Linked DNA regions of Mus musculus: region 1 is linked to region 2. The links are chromatin loops, found by intact Hi-C in ENCODE. Cell type or tissue: left cerebral cortex. All regions are shown on one strand. Links, peaks and the distances in the headings refer to the core of each region. The heading gives the core; the rest is flanking DNA.

Region 1 (8,328 bases), core at 139-8,138, 310 kb after region 2:
ATCTACCTATCCTCTATTTATTTTTTTATGTATGAGTACACTGTCACTGTCTTCAGACACACCAGAGGAGGGCATCTGATCCCATTACAGATGGTTATGAGCCACTGTATGGTTCTTGGAATTGAACTCAGGACCTCCTGAATTAACCACTGAGCCATCTCTCCAGCCCCCTATCTACCTACTTTTGAGGCAGAACCTCTATGTAGTCCTGGCTGTCCTGGAGCTCGCTATGTAAACCAGGCTGGTTTCAAACTCACAGAGATCTACCTGCCTCTGTCTCCAAAGTGCTAGGATTAAAGGCATATGCCATCACACTAGGTGAGCAACTCTTTTCATAGCATAGGACATTGATAACATCAACCTGTCAAAGATGGAAAAGATCCTGGCCAGCCTGCCAGGATTACTGTGCTAATTGGATGAAATAAGATCTGGCCACCAAACACAGTGCCACCTGACCCAAGCTCCCTCCAGCATATTACTATTTTAGTGTAGCTCCCTCTGACCACCACAGTCCCCGGCCCTTGGGTCAGCAGAAATCTCTAACCTTACCCCGATCTTGGCCACTTCCAGACCTTTACACATTTGTGCTTTGTATCTAGGACACCTTATCTCGCACTTTATCTATACCCAAGGTCAATGCACAGTCTTGTTTTATGTTTACCTGTTTAAAGATCTGTGTGTATATAGTGCTGAAGATGGAACCCAGAGCCTTGTACATGCTAGGTAAAGTCCACCACCAGTCTACTTTCATATTTAATATATGTTGTTTCTCCACCAACAGCACCACAACCTTTGTCTGAAGAAAGATTTTCCAACATGAATTCTACCACAAAACACATAACTGACTTCTGAGCTTAGGGACATCAGGCAGCATCAGGATCAGGGACCATTGTTATCAGCCAAGTCACCAAGAAAAAGTACAAACACATACACACACACACACACACACACACACACACACACACACACACACAAAATTGTGGTACCCATTAGACCATAGAACAGATACTCGTTTATGCAAATAGCCTCTACATTATGATGGCCCTCAATACCCACAAACCTACTGGAAGCAGAAAATATTGTAGGCTGGAGGTACACTGCTTGCACCCAACCTGTTGAACGTGCTAGCTTCAGCAACAGGGCACGTCGGAGCCTGTAGGTGTTTCCCCTTCTGATCACATGGCTGCCTGAGAGAGGCAGCTCATTGCTGCTGCCCTGCATAACAAGAAAGGGACCTCCTACAAACTGCGGGTCCAGGGAAAGACCAAGATTGACAGTAAAGTTCACCTTGCACAAAACGCATGTGACTTTCGTATCCCTAGTAAAGCCCGAAAGCCAGAAGGGAAGCCATTAGAATAGAAATAGAATAGAATAGGAAGCCATTATTAGAATAGAAGCCAGCCATTGTTTGCAGATGGACACCTGAAGAGAGATGACAAAACTTTTTCTTGTTTGACCTCAGCTCAGGACAGGAACATTGGTTGACAACTTTTTCTTTTCTTTGTTTGTTTTTGTTTTTTTCAAGACAGGGTTTCTCTGGGTAGCCCTGGCTGTTCTGGAACTCAAATTGTAGACCAGACTGGACTCGAACTTAGAGAACCATCTGCTTCTGCCTTCTGAGTGCTGGGATTAAAGGTGTGCACTAACACACTGAACTCAGGCGACAATATTTTTGATGTTCTGAAAGGTTCAAATATGACTGTCAAAGTACCAGGGGTATTGATTTGGGGAGACACAATCCAATTTAGCAAGTCTTTGAGTTTGTTAAATATAATGTAGATCTCGTGAACTCCTAGCTGTTTTCATTGTTGTGTATGAGTTCATAGAGGGCTGATTTACCCCTCTCTGTCTTGCCCACATTTTATGGTTTGTGTCAGGAAGCCTACCTGGCACACAGTACGTGCTGGATAACGATTATATTTCCATTGATGGATTGAAGAAGTTCAGTGGAAGGGTCATGCTCGTGACCATGGGTTCACCCCTGGACTAGGTATCTGCTTGGTGTGTGTGTGTGTGTGTGTGTGTGTGTGTGTATGTGTGGTGTGTGTGTGTGTGTGTGTGTGTGTGTGTGTGACAGAGAGAGAGAGAGAGAGAGAGAGAGAGAGAGAACCTAGGGTCTCATGTATACTTAGCAAGCACTCTAGCAACAAAGCCACATTCCTAGCTCCTAGTCTGCCTCTGATCATGTTGATAACTTCCAGCAAGCCCTTTGGTTCCTAAGTCCCAGCTTTTGGGACATCAAAGTGGGGTATCTTAGCTCCCAGATGGGTTACTTCTGTCTACAGTACCTGCTACTCTGTGGATTATGATAAGAGTTGTGATGGTGCACAGGATGAACTGTGCCTGGCACAGAACTACTATCTGTAAACACAGGCTTTCAGTCTTAATCGTTCCCATAGCAACTCTTGAGAGTTTTATACCTCTGTACCCATTCCATAGATGTGGAAACTGAAAGTGAGGGTGATTGAGTGAGTTTATTTAAAGACACAAATAAGGGAGGGCTGGCTCTGGAGAGTCCAGGCTCCTGCTGCTAACACTTGGCTGTTACATAAGATTCACGGGGCCATTTTTTACTAGTTACAAAGTCGTCGTCCACCCCCCCCCCCCGCCCCCGGGTGTGCTTGGCTCCATTGATCAGAAGGATGAGTGCAGCCTGGATCCACTCCTGCACTCATCTGGGATTAGAGTGGGGGAGAACCCCTCTCTCCTCCTATCCACTTGGGGAACCCTTTCATACTGTACATGATTTGATTGGCTCTCTTTTCTCTGGCACTTCTGAGTTCCACCCTTTGGGGTAGGGTGTTGGCTTGTCACACTGAGTTTGACAGCCCAAAGGCAGAGGCAATTGCTGGTTGAAAAGGCAAGAGGGAGGGGGAGGGAAGAGAAGCCTTCCGGGCTTGTAATAGGGTCTTCTCTAACTCTTTTGGTCAAAGAGCCCTTGAATCTGGCTGCAAGCTGGAATCCCCTGGGGGAAGTTTTTAATAAAAGCTCCCCACGTCCAACTCAAACCAATTACATCTGGGGCTCGGGGTGGGGGTGGAGGCATGGAACCCAGACAGCAGCATGCCTTACTATCCCTTAACCAACAATCAATGCATGCCCAAGTTTGAGAAGTGCTGCGATCCTGTTCTCCCCTCAGCTCAACTGGAGGCACCCTAGGACAGCAGTCCCACCTTTCTGTGTTGAAGACTTGCTGTGTGGGGGCTGGGCGTGCCTTCCGGAGGCCCAGGCTCGTGAAGGATGTCTGAGTGCGAGCCAGGGACCTGGGGTTCTGCTCAGCTTAGGCCCAGCTCTGGGACAGCGGGGCTCCAGGTCCTCTTGGGGCAACAGCACATGTGGCCGCTCTGTCCTCGTTGGTCATCAATGCAAACCACAAACGAGGTTGCGCGGCGGCCAACCCACCCCAGCCTCAGACATTCTAGGGACACGCCCGAGGAATCCTTACCTTAGCTGCCGGCGCTGTCCTCCAGTCCCCGGAACCCTAGGACTCTGGTTCCATCTGTCTCCCTCGCCGGCGCCAGACAGGCGCCACTAGAGCGCAGGCACCACCTAGTGGCCGTAAGATGGTAGCGCGGGCAGGGGCTGGGAGGTGCGAGCGCAGTGCAGGGCGGAAATGCAGCTGGGCCTTCCCACGCTGGTGGCTTCCAACACCGCGGAGCCCGGGGGGGGGGCGCAGATTTGGCCTGGGCTGCACCACCTTCACCCCTTGGGGAGCGTGGGGAACGGAATTTGTTGTACTTTTTCTTGGAGGCGTGGAGGAGCTGTCAGGTCTGGGCCTCTGACCTGGGATCCACCCTGGGATTTTCCTGGCAGGGCTCATGGATCTTTCCTTTCCACCGTCAGCTTTCAGTACGCCCTAGTCTGGCGTGGCTTCTCCTTTAAACACCCTGGGAGCATCCGAGGATGCCACGGACTGGGTTTATTTCAAGCCCAGGGATGCCTATCCCTATCAGCAGTCCTTCACGTCACCTCCCACCCTTTCCCTGGTTTTCTGATGCCTCCATTACCTTCTGCTGACCTGTCTGTAACAACCCTGTCTGTACCAGTACGGGGGTGGAGTCCCGGAGACACAATTAGAACCCTTGGGATTTGGCCACCCAGGTGGTGTTTCTTCCGGAGGCTCATTAGCATGTCTTTGGCGGGTCGCCTGGCATCCCTGACTCCTTAGCCTCACATTCCAGCAACAACCTCCTTCATCACTGTGACGCCAAAAACACCCCTTTGGGTTTCCAAATGTCTCCCTGGTTGGAGGGAGAACTGCTCCAGGCTGAGAACTAATTAGCTGATAATTAAGATCAGATGACGCTAAATGAAGTCCACTGTCCACGGAAGTCCTATTACCACGCATTGTAGAGCTGAGGGGATCTTCAGGCCGGTCCTTTCCAGCAGGTTTCAGTATTTTCTTCTAACTAAGACATAGTGGACAGTGTTACAAAAATAGTGGATTTAGGGCTGGTGAGATGGCTCAGCAGGTAAGAGCACCCGACTGCTCTTCCGAAGGTCCTGAGTTCAAATCCCAGCAACCACATGGTGGATCACAACCATCCCTAACGAGATCTGACTCCCTCTTCTGGTGTGTCTGAAGACAGCTAGTGTACTTACATATAATAAATAAATAAATCTTTTTTAAAAAAAGTATAATGAATCCCTTAAAAAAAATAGTGGATTTAGAAAAAACAAAAAATTGCCGGAGTGGTGATTGGTTGTACTCGGGAGTCAGAAGCAGCGTCTGGTTTACATAGTAAACTCCAGGCTAGCCTGGGAAATGTCTCAGCAGGTATAGGCACTTGCCACACACACAGTATGCAAGTATATAATTTTTAGTGGATTATTTTTAAATGCTGGATTATTTAATGCACTCATGCAACCTTTATTTCTTCTTCTTCTTCTTCTTCTTCTTCTTCTTCTTCTTCTTCTTCTTCTTCTTCTTCTTCTTCTTCTTCTTCTTCTTCTTCTTCTTCTTCTTCTTCTTCTTCTTCTTCTTCTTCTTCTTCTTCTTCTTCTTCTTCTTCTTTGTTATTTTGAGACAGGGTTTCTCTATGTAGCCCTGGCTGTCCTGGAACTCACTCTGCAGACCAGGCTGGCCTTAAACTCAGAAATCCACCTGCCTCTGCCTCCCAAGTGCTAGGATTAAAGGTGTGCTCCACTACTGCCTGGCCTGTTTCTTCTTTAAGTGAATATTAACTGAGTCTCTATACCTCAGACACTGAGCAGACAAGGGATCCACTCAAGAACACCACAAAAGCTCTCCCACACTTACAGCCTGCACACCACAGTGAGCGAGACAAAGCAGACACAATACCAGCGTGGAGTAGGGAGGTGGACAGGAAGGTCACACCCAGCTGAGGAACCACTGGGGTTGATAGCTACCTGGAGAGGTTAAGTCATGGTTGGACCCCAAGGTATAGCGACCATACCCTAGGTAGGCTCCACATGCAAGAATAGCAGGCAACAGAAACTGGGGAGGGATACAGGGGAGGGGAGGGGAGGAGAGAGGAGAGAGAGAAAGAGAGAGAGAGAGAGGAAAAGGGAGAGAGAGAGAGAGAGAGAGAGAGAGAGAGAGAATCAGCAAGAAGTTGAATGAGTAGGATCTGGGAGGACCTGAGTGATGAATATATTCAAAATAAATTCTTGAGAATTCATATATATACATATATATAGACATATATACACAATCTTTAAATATACACATGTGTAATATATATGGAGAGAGAGAGAGAGAGATCTTATTATGTAGCCCTTGGCTGACCTGAAATTTAATGCATAGACCAGGATGGCCTGGAGCTTGAGACTTGAGATTTAAAAAGTGCACCACTATACCCAGCTTTAGAGAATTTATATAAAACATTATTAAAAAAAAATCTCACTGGGCGTGGTGGCGCATGCCTTTAATCCCAGCACTCAGGAGGCAGAGGCAGGCGGATTTCTGAGTTCGAGGCCAGCCTGGTCTACAAAGTGAGTTCCAGGACAGCCAGGACTATACAGAGAAACCCAGTCTCAAAAAACAAAAACGAACAAACAAACAAACAAACAAAAAATCCAAAAACAAAACCTCTGCCTTTTTCCAGTTTATATTTAATGTAATAGTCAAACACTTTGTTGTTCTGAGAATGGACCCCAGGGCCTCAAGCTTGCTAGGCAAGGACTCTACCCCTGAGCTACATACCTGCCTCATGTTAACACAGTTTACATGTGTATACACACACACACACACACACACACACACACACACACACACACACTCATTCAGCATGACAAAATTCAGTTCTTCACTGCCATGTACAGTATTGTAAAATGATAACCGTTTAATGGATGGATCCCCAGAAGCAGAAGTGAGGAGCGGTAGATACACAAGGTGCTAAGTCATATGGAAAACTTCTTTTAATCCTGCCAGCTCTCCCTGTGTCATGTGGTGATGGTGTCAACAGTGGAACTCCCAGGCAGTTTTTGAAAAGTCTAAGCCATGCATCCTGTCACCCCACCCAGCAATCCGCTCAGTCACCCCGTGCGTGAGCGCCTCCTTCACCTGTGGACTCTGCCCTGGAGCAATCTGCTCAACACGAACATCAGAGGTGGGGAGGCAGGTGGAAGGAGAGTCCTGTGGGCAATCAATGCCTAGAAGGGCAAAAGGCAGGGTAGTAGGTGTGTCACAGAGAAGCGGGTCCCAGCTTGCTCATTGCGGGGCATAGCCATGGTGAAGGTCAGAGAAGGCTGGCAGCCCTAAGGACAAGCTGGCAGGTGAATTCCTGTTCTTTCACTTTCAAAAACCTGAGTCACTTCCACTGCCCCTGCCCCGTCCCCACAGCAGCTCTCTCCTCTCTGCTATGCCCTGGTGCATGTCTGGGCAAAGTCCTCACTCTGGGAGGGAGTCTGATGCCTGGCGTGACCTAATGAGGTTAGAGCACCCAGGACTTCCCCTGGAAGCTCACCTATGCTTTCCTATTCTACTAACCATGGTGTCTTGGAAACTGCAGCTATCAACAAAGGTGTTTCCTCTTAGGTTTCGGCCTCTTTGGGGGATGAAAATGTTGATAGGTAGAAACAATGTCAATAATAGTAAGAATAGTGCCGCTGCCGGCCTGTAAACCCAGCAGGAGGGAGGTAGATGCAAGAAGACAAGGAAGTAGCTTTGGCTACAAGAGACCTTATCACAAAACAAAAATCTCACAAACACCAAACAGGAACACTAACAACTTTTTAAAAGATTTATTTTTATTTATGTGTGTGTCACATATGAACAAAACTGGAGTCGTTCAGCAAGGTAGTTTCCTTTTGTGAAAAGGGTGGGCGCATCAGGACCCAAACCCAGATAGTAAGCCCAGTGAGGCATCCTATTGATGAAAATTCTCCAGTCTGATGGGACTGGCTAATCGGACAGAGGGAAGAGGAAGTTCAGAAACTATGGACACTTGTCAGTAGGGCCCCTACATTTCTCAATGTATGTCTGTGTGTCTCTGTGAGTGCATGCCACATTATGTGGGAGCTATCAGAAGCCAGAGGAGGGCTTTTGATCCCTTGGGGCTGGAGTTAGTTATTGGAGACTGTGGGACACCTGACGTGAGTGTTGGAAACAAAACTTGGGTCCTTTGGTCCACTTCCCAGCAAGTGCTCCTAACTGCTGAGCCATCTCTCAAGCTCCAATATCTTTATAATATATGGGACACCGAGGATTTTAGATTACTGACTTAATTTAACCCTCACAATAATCTTACACAGTAGACACTGCTGTTTTTCTCACATTAGCAGTGAAGAAACTAAGATTTGTAATGATGCAGTAACTATGTGACTCGGCTTGACTCTGGAGCACCTACAGAGATCAGCTCCTGGTGTGTACAGGGAACAGGAGGGACCAGGCACTCTCATCCTCAGTTCCTCATTCTCCTCCTCATTGCCTGCAGACAATTTTGTTACATTTTAAAGTGAGTTCATTATGTTCTGAGATGTTCCCTAATTTTTATGTAACAAACAATGCGGTCATCTCATAAGCTGGGGGGAGGGCGCATTATCTATAGTGGAAATATATAGAAATAGGGACTCTGTGGGCACAGGCAGGAAGACATCAGGACCTGGTAGAAGGAAGTTTAAAGAAAAAAGGCAGGGATGCCAAAGAGACCAAGGAGACAGGGACTGGGTACCCATTCAAGGAAGGATGCTTGGACTTGTGAGGCAGGCCCAGAGTGCTGAATGGTAGCTTGACTTTTGCAGTCACAGTGTGTTTATAAACATATGCAACATACCTGGACATCATCTGGTCTGGGGTTGTGATACTTAATATTATCAGCTTGACAGAACCTAGATTCACGTAGGAGACAAGCCCATGAATGACAG
Region 2 (8,328 bases), core at 313-8,312:
GTGGAGAGCCCCACAGTCATGGTTCCTCCCTCACGGAGCCTTCTGACTGGTGTGAGATTTGGATACCAGTCATAGCAGCACATTGCCCTGCATCAAACGGTTTGCATGGAAAGGGGAGGAAAATATAGTGCCCCGTGCCCTCCTGGGGTGAGCAGCACACCTTCAGGTGAGGAGCTGTGAGGGGCTTGGGGGCAGCTGGGCCAGATAGCCACTGTCAGAAGTATGATCTCTTCCTATTAGGAAACCAATGGGAAATTTCAAAACGATGCCTCAGCAAAATCAAGGTTGCATCAGCCACAAAGGAGGAGAAATTAACTACTCATTGTTTTCTCGCCTCCCACCCCCACCCCTACCCCCACCAGCAAGCCCTCCATCCCCCCACCAAACCTGCTCCGTTTCTCATTTCATTGAGTGGTCTGACCAGCCAGCCAGTAACTCAACCCAAGCACCTAGATCATCATCCCATGACGATGCTTGCTTTCTGTAGCTCTTACCCCATATCTAATCCGTGGCTCACTGGATGGATACACTGGACCCTCCCCCCCCCCACCCCCCCAATTAAGGACCTCATCACCATGACTAGGCTCTATACCCAGGGCTGTGGGGAGAAATGCAATCTTCTTGTTATTAGATTTACAGTTGATGACAGTAGGCTGAATGGGCTACCAGTAAGACTTGGGGACTTAGACTTTGTCACTGGCAAAGATCCTGGGGTCCTGTTCACCATCTGACATTATGTTCAGATACCCCCAATTGCTCTCTGGCCCAGTGTCCTGCTAAATCCCCACCTCTACCACTTCTGTGGGCTTGGACACCAATCCAACCCCAGGGCTCACGCCTATCTTCCCCTAATAAGGCCCCAACCCAAGCCACTAGGACAACACAAACACTGAGTAATGACAGCCCCGACCTGCTCTAGAATATGATGGTCCAGTCTTTTCTGGTCACCCGTACCTCCAGACCTGAGTTATGTGAGTCACACTGGCTGTGCTATGAGATAAGACCACCCTATTTTGAAGACATAGCCCTGATTGGAAACTTTACTGAAACTGAGAACCCCAGTGAGTACAGATGGTAACAGGTGAGTCTAGGCTGACCTTATAGTTCATAGGAGGTCAGGACACCTGCATAGGGACAGTCCCTGGTGCCTATAGCCACCTTTGTAACGAGACCTACAAGGTAAATCCAGATAATGATAAATAACTATTACCACCCACCAATGTCTGGTGGACAAGCACTGTTGGGCTTACCCCATGCATCCACGGGGCTATACTACATTAGGGCAAAGAATCCTGTATACTTGTCCAGTTGTTACTCAGGATCATCGATCACACAGACAACCAAGTCGTAGGTTTCCTGGGTAACTAAATCCTCAGGTTTAGTTCCCATAAGAGCCAAGTAGAAACCAATCTTGGTAGTAACTCTCATAGGACTGGGAGTGGCTGGCACAGGAACCAGGGTAGCTTCTTTGATGTTACAAAACAAACATTGTGACAGTTTGAGAGAGGCCATTGATACTGGTACAGAGAGATTAGAAAAAGGGACCACTCATCTCCAAGATTCCCTGGGTTCCCTGGCAGAGGTAGTACTCCAGACTAGGAGGGGGGTGGATCTCCTGTCCCTGCAACAGGGAGGGCTATGTGCAGCCCTCAGAGAAGAATGCTGTTTCTATGTTGACCACTCTGGACTGGTCAGTGAGTCGATGGCCGAAGTTAGAGAGGGCCTGCCCAAGAGAAAAACAGAAAGAGAACAGGCACAAGGCTGGTTCGACTCATGGTTCAACAGCTCCCCAGAGCTGACCATCCTGATATCTACCCTGCTGGGCCCCCTGCTCATTTTACCTCTACCCCTTACTTTTTGTCCAGTTCATGAAAGAAAGACATGGGGCATCCAACTTATGGTGATGAAAAGTCACAACCAGTCCCTCCAGAATGAAGCCTGTAAGCTTCGGGAAGTCCTATGTTTGGACCTTCTAGTTACCAGAGAAAGGGGAGAACGAGAGGCCAAAGCTGTTTGGAACTGGCCCATCTTAAAAAAGGAGGAGAAGGAGGAGGAGGAGGAGGAGGAGGAGGAGGAGGAGGAGGAGGAGGAGGGGGAGGAGGAGGAGGAGGAGGAAGAGGAGGAGGAGGAGGAGGAGGAGGAGGAGGAGGGGGAGGAGGAGGAGGAGGAGGAGGAGGAGGAGGAGGAGGAGGAGGCAGCCTGAGAACTTGGCCTGCAGCTGAACCCAAGCTGCACCCAAGTACCAGGAAGGACCCCACCGCTTGACCTTGGCCAGAATTACTCTCTAGCTACTTAATCCAAGATTAGTCTGATTGTTTCAGTAGTACTTTCAGACCGTCCATGATGATATATGGTCTTGCTTCAGAACACCCACCTGTGGGCCTACAATAAGCTATTCAGTTAGATGCTTGCCAGGCTGGACCCCCTCACTTGCTTCCATTTCCTATAAAACCTTGTCCCAAATGAGAGTTTGGGGCTGCTTCACCAAACCATCCTGTGGGCTGGGGGCAAGTAAACCCAAACTCCAGTTCGTAATAAAGAGACCCTAATGCGATTACATGGGAAACAGCTCCTTATAGTCTTTTGGGACTCACGAACTTCATGGCACAACAGTCTGACCAGCCAGGCAGTAACTCAACCAAACACCTAGATCATCTTCCCATGATGATGCTTGCGCTTTGTAGCTCTTGCCCCATGTCTAATCCATGGCACACTCTTCTTCACTTCAGCCCTTACATACTCCAGAATGCACCCAGTTCTCCATCTCTGTCATTGAACTCATATACTTATCTCCTCCTGGCTCTGGTGCCCCTGGGTCCGCTCTCCACAGAAAGTGATATGTTCTGAACCCTGGTGGCATAGTGTCTCCTCTCCCTAAAGTCCAGGGGAACAAGGTAAATAAATGGCTTTGCCCAGAATTGTGGCAGCTTGACTCTGGCTAGACCTTGGGACCCTCTCAGCCACACTATGAGCCGTTCAGCACTTACTCCTTAGTGCGGGGGTTGTTCCACATATACGGGAATAAGCACCCCAGCATTGGGACTGTGTACATGGGGTATCCAATGTGAGCTGGGTAGTGGGGTGCATACATGAAGCAAACCCAGTGGAGAGGTCTGCCCTGAGGAATCTTTATGGGTCAACTCTCAACAAACATTGAATTGGGGACGCCAGAAATCAGAGGCACTCTCAGTAGAGAATGGCGTCCCAGGGAGAAAATGGGCTAGAGACATTCCAAAGGAGATTTTCTGTGGCCAGGGAAAAGGATTTCCAGCTCTCTTGCCTTTTATTTTAAGAGTACTAATGGGACTGGAACATTCCTGAGTGTATCCAAACTGTCTTTAGAGGAAGCGGCTGGGGCTGTTTTCAGCTTGGGGAGGAAGTTGGAGTTTAGAGCCAGTCTTTGGGATTGCCACCAGGAATTTGACTCCCTGCCATTTAGTCTTACTCATTTACCAGCGTCTCAGAGGTCACTGAAATGGAAGAAGTAAACTTCTCAAAGAAGTGTTCTTAGAGTGGAAGGCACTGAATGAGGTGACAGAAGGAGACCTAAATGTTGTGCCTAGAAAATGGGGGAGGGGAGCCCAGGGGAGGGTGGCTAGGATTGCTCAGTACTGTGCAGTGAATTAGAGAGCTGTCCCACTCCAGGTTTGGAGGCTTTAAGGCCAAGGGCAGCCTTCACAGAATTGGGCTAGACCAGGAAGGAGGTGGCCAGAAAAGGTCGTCTTGAAAGCCAGGGGCCGTTGGGTTTTATGGAGCATGAAATGTACCCAGTGGGAGGCATTTGAACAGGGAAAGGTCACAAGTGTTTCAGGTCAAAGTGAGAGCGACACGCAAGAACTAGGTGGGAGCGGGCTACACGCCGCCATGGGAGAGGGCCTCCAACTTCGGTGCTAGAGACCTTTGTGACACCGGTTCCCTGGTTCTCAAGCCCCTGACAGATCTGTGGAGGGGCTGACTAGAGGCAAGCTCCCCTGACGCCCTGCCTCTTGAATGACAAAAAAGGAAAGGAAGCGACTGCTGTTAGGTATGGTGAAGGACAAAGTTTATGGCAGATAAAAGGGGGTGCAGAGACAGAGGCAGAGACATCTGGGAGAGTGAACATCCCCAGACTGAGCTGCGCCACCTGAGGAGATGTGGAAACAGAGAGCTAGAAGGGGAGCTGCCAACCAAGAGAGGCAGCTTGGTCTAAGAGACTGGCTAAGAGAGTAAGGGGTAAACTGAAAGGAGCAGGTAACCAAAATGGCTGAGTTACATGGGGAAGGGCTTCTAGGGAGAAAGGCAGCATGTTTCCCGGGCGGGGAAAAATTAGAGTAGGGGCCAGACATATCTTGTAACAAGTAGGGACTAAGGGATGCAGGCCACAGTAGAAACAGAGACTGTAGGCTGCAAGTCTGGCCATTTAAGATTTACACAGCCAAATATTGCCAGATTTCTTCCTTCCTTCCTTCCTTCCTTCCTTCCTTCCTTCCTTCCTTCCTTCCTTCCTTCTTTTTTTTTTTTTTTGGGGGGGGGGGTTCAAGACAGGGTTTTTCTGTGTAGCCCTGGCTGTCCTGGAACTCTGTAGACCAGGCTGGCCTAGAACTCGGAAATCTGCCTACCACTGCCTACCAAGTGCTGGGATTAAAGGCGTGCGCGCCACCACTGCCCGGCGCCAGAATTATTTCTTAAGTACATCAGTGTTGTTCGATAATAGTCGTTACAGAGGGTCATCTTGGCCACTGGGCAGAATTATGCTTTTCTCCAGAGAAACGGGGCTTTATGTCAGGCCAGAACTTCAGGATGCTTGTATCCGTTAGAGACACGTTCTTTGATACGCTAATGTGTTTAATGGCTGGTTGTAAATCAGGGTTGTCTTTTTTTTGGTTATGGGAATGGAACCTAATGCACATCAATCCCCGGGAAGAAACATTTACAGAATTCTTTCTAACAAGCCTGATAACTTTGGATTTATTGTAAAGGTAGCACTACCTCAGCTAAATTCTACTCTGTGTCACTTATTGTCTCCTAAGCAAGTTGATTAATAAATCCCATCACTCCCACCAGGGAGCTGCAGACCTCCCTCTCCAGCCAGTGGCTCAGAGTCCAGGCCTGGATACCGGCTGACGCTTGGCGGAGCCAAGAGCTAGCAGCAATCACTGCCGGAGACTGGCTATAGTGGCTGCCGCATAAACCTCTGGGTGGGTATCCATGGTGACTGACACACGCCACGTCCAATGGCGGCCTGGTGCCTGTTTGTTTCTCGTCCCAGCCTCCCCAGGGATTGAAGCTTCTTTGACTGACAGCTCGTCCCTGGGCGCTGTTACGTAAGGGGGAGGTACGAGCGCGGCCCCACCCGAGCGGCGCTAACTTGATTGGCAGGACGGAGCTCCAAGCCCCAACACCTCCCGGAAGTACGTTTTTGATGGACGGCGAGAGAGAGCCATTCGGCATGGGTATCCGAGCGGAAGCGCCCAGTCTAGGGCGTGTCCAGGGCGTGTCCCGCTGAGGGCAGGGCGGGGCGGGGCTCTGCGGGAGAGGAGCGGCAGGGGCCGGGCTGCAGGACAGCCGGAGATGCTGTTGGCCCGCGGTGGCGCTCGGCCCCCAGCGCTCCGCACCGAGGGCATCCAGGTAAGCGTCTCACCTCTGGGCTGGTGGCTACCGAGTCGTCAGGACAGAGGGTTTGTGTCCGCGGCCCGGCGTTCGGTTCCCTGGGGTGCGCTAGGGACCGGGGCGACGGCGGCCGCGCGGGGACACGGGGGCGGGGCCGCACCTGTGCGCTGCAGGCACCTGCTGCACCCGAGGAAGAGGGCGGCAGGGTTGGTGGCGCTCTGCTCCGCTTGGTCTGCCCCTCCTGCGCTGGGTCCCGTCTGTCTGGCGAGGGGCTGACATGAAGCCCCAGGCTCTCGGCCTCGGCTGCAGACTAGCGGGCCCAGCCAGCCTCCAACTCGCTTCCAGGCTAGGGCCGGGCACCAGCCTTACATCACCTCGGGACAGGTTTGTCCAGATTCTCTACGTGCTCCGAAATGGGATTGTGCCCCGGGCCAGGGTGCCCGGCCCAGCTAGCTGCCCAGCCAGCCGGGCTGTCGGAGGCCCGGGCTGTTTACTTTTCCTCGGTCCTGTCTGGTGGCCTCTTAATGTGGAATTTCGTAAACCCTTTTTGGGGTGATAACATTAGTTAGCTCTGTGTCACAGAAGAACGATGGTAGCTAGGTCTCATTGGCCCTCTGCGGTATACTCACTGTCGCATAGGTGAAGATGCAGACTTCGCTCAGCTGTGTAAATGCATGCAATCATTTTTTTTTTTTAAGAGTCAGAGGAGCAGGAAGTCTGGTGGTATTTTCTGCGAATAAGGATGGAACCTGTTTTCCTTACATCTGTCATTACTATTGGACGATGTCATGCTATGCTTATGGTAGATTGCTCATCTAGCAAACTGTAGTTTCTGAAAAGTTGGCTACGGTTCCTTGTGCTTATGTTGCTATTGGAACCACTGAGTTAAAAATATGGCTGCGCTGGACGGTACATGGTACCTTTTGGAGGAACTGAGGGCCATGTACTGAATTTTTAAAGGCAGAAGACATGAAAGGTGCCCAGTGCCAGTACATTTACAAATAGGAAATGCCACGCCTCTCAAGAGGTGAAGAAAAACCTTGAGAAAACATGTGTGTCTAGGCAGTGGGTTACTAGTCCTTAAGGAAAATATATAGTTTTCATTTGAGCCAAACAGGAACATAACCCTCCTTGAATTTTTGATGCACTATGGTGTCAGCCACCTTTAAAAGCAGGTTTGCAAAGCCCTACCTGGCTGCAAGTCAGCAAGTTAGTGGGAGAAGTGGGATCCCTGTCCTCTGGTTTAATTACTGGGTGACACTGTCTCCTGGAAAGCACGGCAGCAGTTATAGGCACTGGCTGGTACCCACCCATGGATGCTATATGCCCACAAGGCACTGCTGATTAGAGATACTGGTATAGCATTGCTTCTTAGAAATGTGAGTTTTGACCCCTTTCACCTTCAGGGATATAAATAAGAAGCCATCCTTTTAAACTCAGCAGACTTTGTGGAGGGAGTCTTGCAGCTGAGCTGGCTACTTTTGTGTCTGTCTTTGTATATTTACTAAGCCACCCACTGACCTTGTGGTCTTTGAAACCTGGTTTCTTTTTTTTTTTTTTTTTAAAGATTTATTTATTGATTATATGTAAGTACACTGTAGCTGTCTTCAGACACTCCAGAAGAGGGCATCAGATTTCATTAGGGATGGTTGTGAGCCACCATGTGGTTGCTGGGATTTGAACTCTGGACCTTCGGAAGAGCAGTCGGGTGCTCTTACCCACTGAGCCATCTCACCAGCCCGAAACCTGGTTTCTTATCCACTACCTGAAGTGTCTCTCTCCTTTGAACCCTCTGTGAATGTACGCATTTGAAATTCCTCAGGTGCAGAATACTGCAGAATTTTATACTGTATTTTTAGTACTTTAAACAAACCTCCTTTTGCTAGGAATACCAGTTACCTGTATTCCCTGTAGGTTAAGGCAGAGGCAGGAAGATTGGGAGTTTGAGGCCAGCCTGGGGTGTATCCTGAATTCCTGACTAACCTGGACCACATAGTGAGTTTTTGTTTTCTTTTTTTTTCCTTAAAGGGCAGTTTCTTGGAGTAGTAGGGACAGGACTCTACTCCCTTTTCCTCATACAGGTATATACCCCCCCCCCCCAGGTCAGGGTTTCTCTGTATAGCCCTGGCTGTTCTGAAACTCAGTCTGTAGACCAGGCTGGCCTCGAACTCAGATCACTGGGCTCATGTTTTTTCTTCCCTCACTGGCTGTTAGTCTTGTGCTTGAGATAAGTCATCCAGGAGATGCCTAGTCCCTCACCGTGAGGGTGGGGACAGTGACAGATAGAGCTTGAGTGTAGGTGTTAGAGTGCATACTGACTTCCCATTAGTCGGGTGCACAGAGGAGCCATACTGTGCTATAGGCTCATTAGGAGCCATGGCTGCAGTGTAAAGCAAAGCTGAATCTTGACCTTGCCTGGTCTAAATGCCGGTCAGGAACCTGGGATTCAGACGATGGTTTCCTTTGCTTGTTTTTGTGTCAGCAGGTATCACTATGTAATCCAAACTGGCCTGAAACTCTGCATCCTCCTGCCTCAGCCTCTCAAGTACAGGGCTTAGCATGCTTGGCTATGTACAGTCTTTTGTTGTGAGAAGCATTTAGGGTCTGCATTGGAAGGGTGTGGAGAAGGGATTATTCTTAGAGCTCTCTGATGACATTCCCAGCCCTCTTAAGTTGGGGACTGCTTGGCATGATGTGCCCAGGGTGTCAGGCCCTGTCCTAACTGTTGGTGTGGGTATA

The links. Peaks named below come from ENCODE experiments on the same cell type or tissue, not always from the same donor. Only the 100,000 strongest peaks of a DNase experiment are listed, where the experiment ranks them.
Region 1: a loop joins it to region 2, with 2.7 times the contacts of the local background. A loop is called at or near these places in 4 of 42 quality-filtered maps.

The regions. Positions count from the first base shown.
Region 1 is chr8:90,824,032-90,832,359 of GRCm38, reverse strand. It overlaps Chd9 (chromodomain helicase DNA binding protein 9), which reads right to left and starts at 3,525. Exons shown (of 40, transcript NM_177224.2): 1 at 3,446-3,525. In left cerebral cortex, for the core only: CTCF peaks have their summits at 3,559 (motif pointing left), 4,367 and 4,569 (motif pointing left); DNase peaks (open chromatin) are centred at 2,729, 3,540 and 3,906; H3K4me3 peaks cover 2,153 bases; H3K27ac peaks cover 2,116 bases.
Region 2 is chr8:91,131,179-91,139,506 of GRCm38, reverse strand. Aktip (thymoma viral proto-oncogene 1 interacting protein) reads left to right here and starts at 5,480. Exons shown (of 10, transcript NM_001302266.1): 1 at 5,480-5,607. In left cerebral cortex, for the core only: a CTCF peak has its summit at 5,098; DNase peaks (open chromatin) are centred at 4,752, 5,291 and 6,314; H3K4me3 peaks cover 1,924 bases; H3K27ac peaks cover 1,410 bases.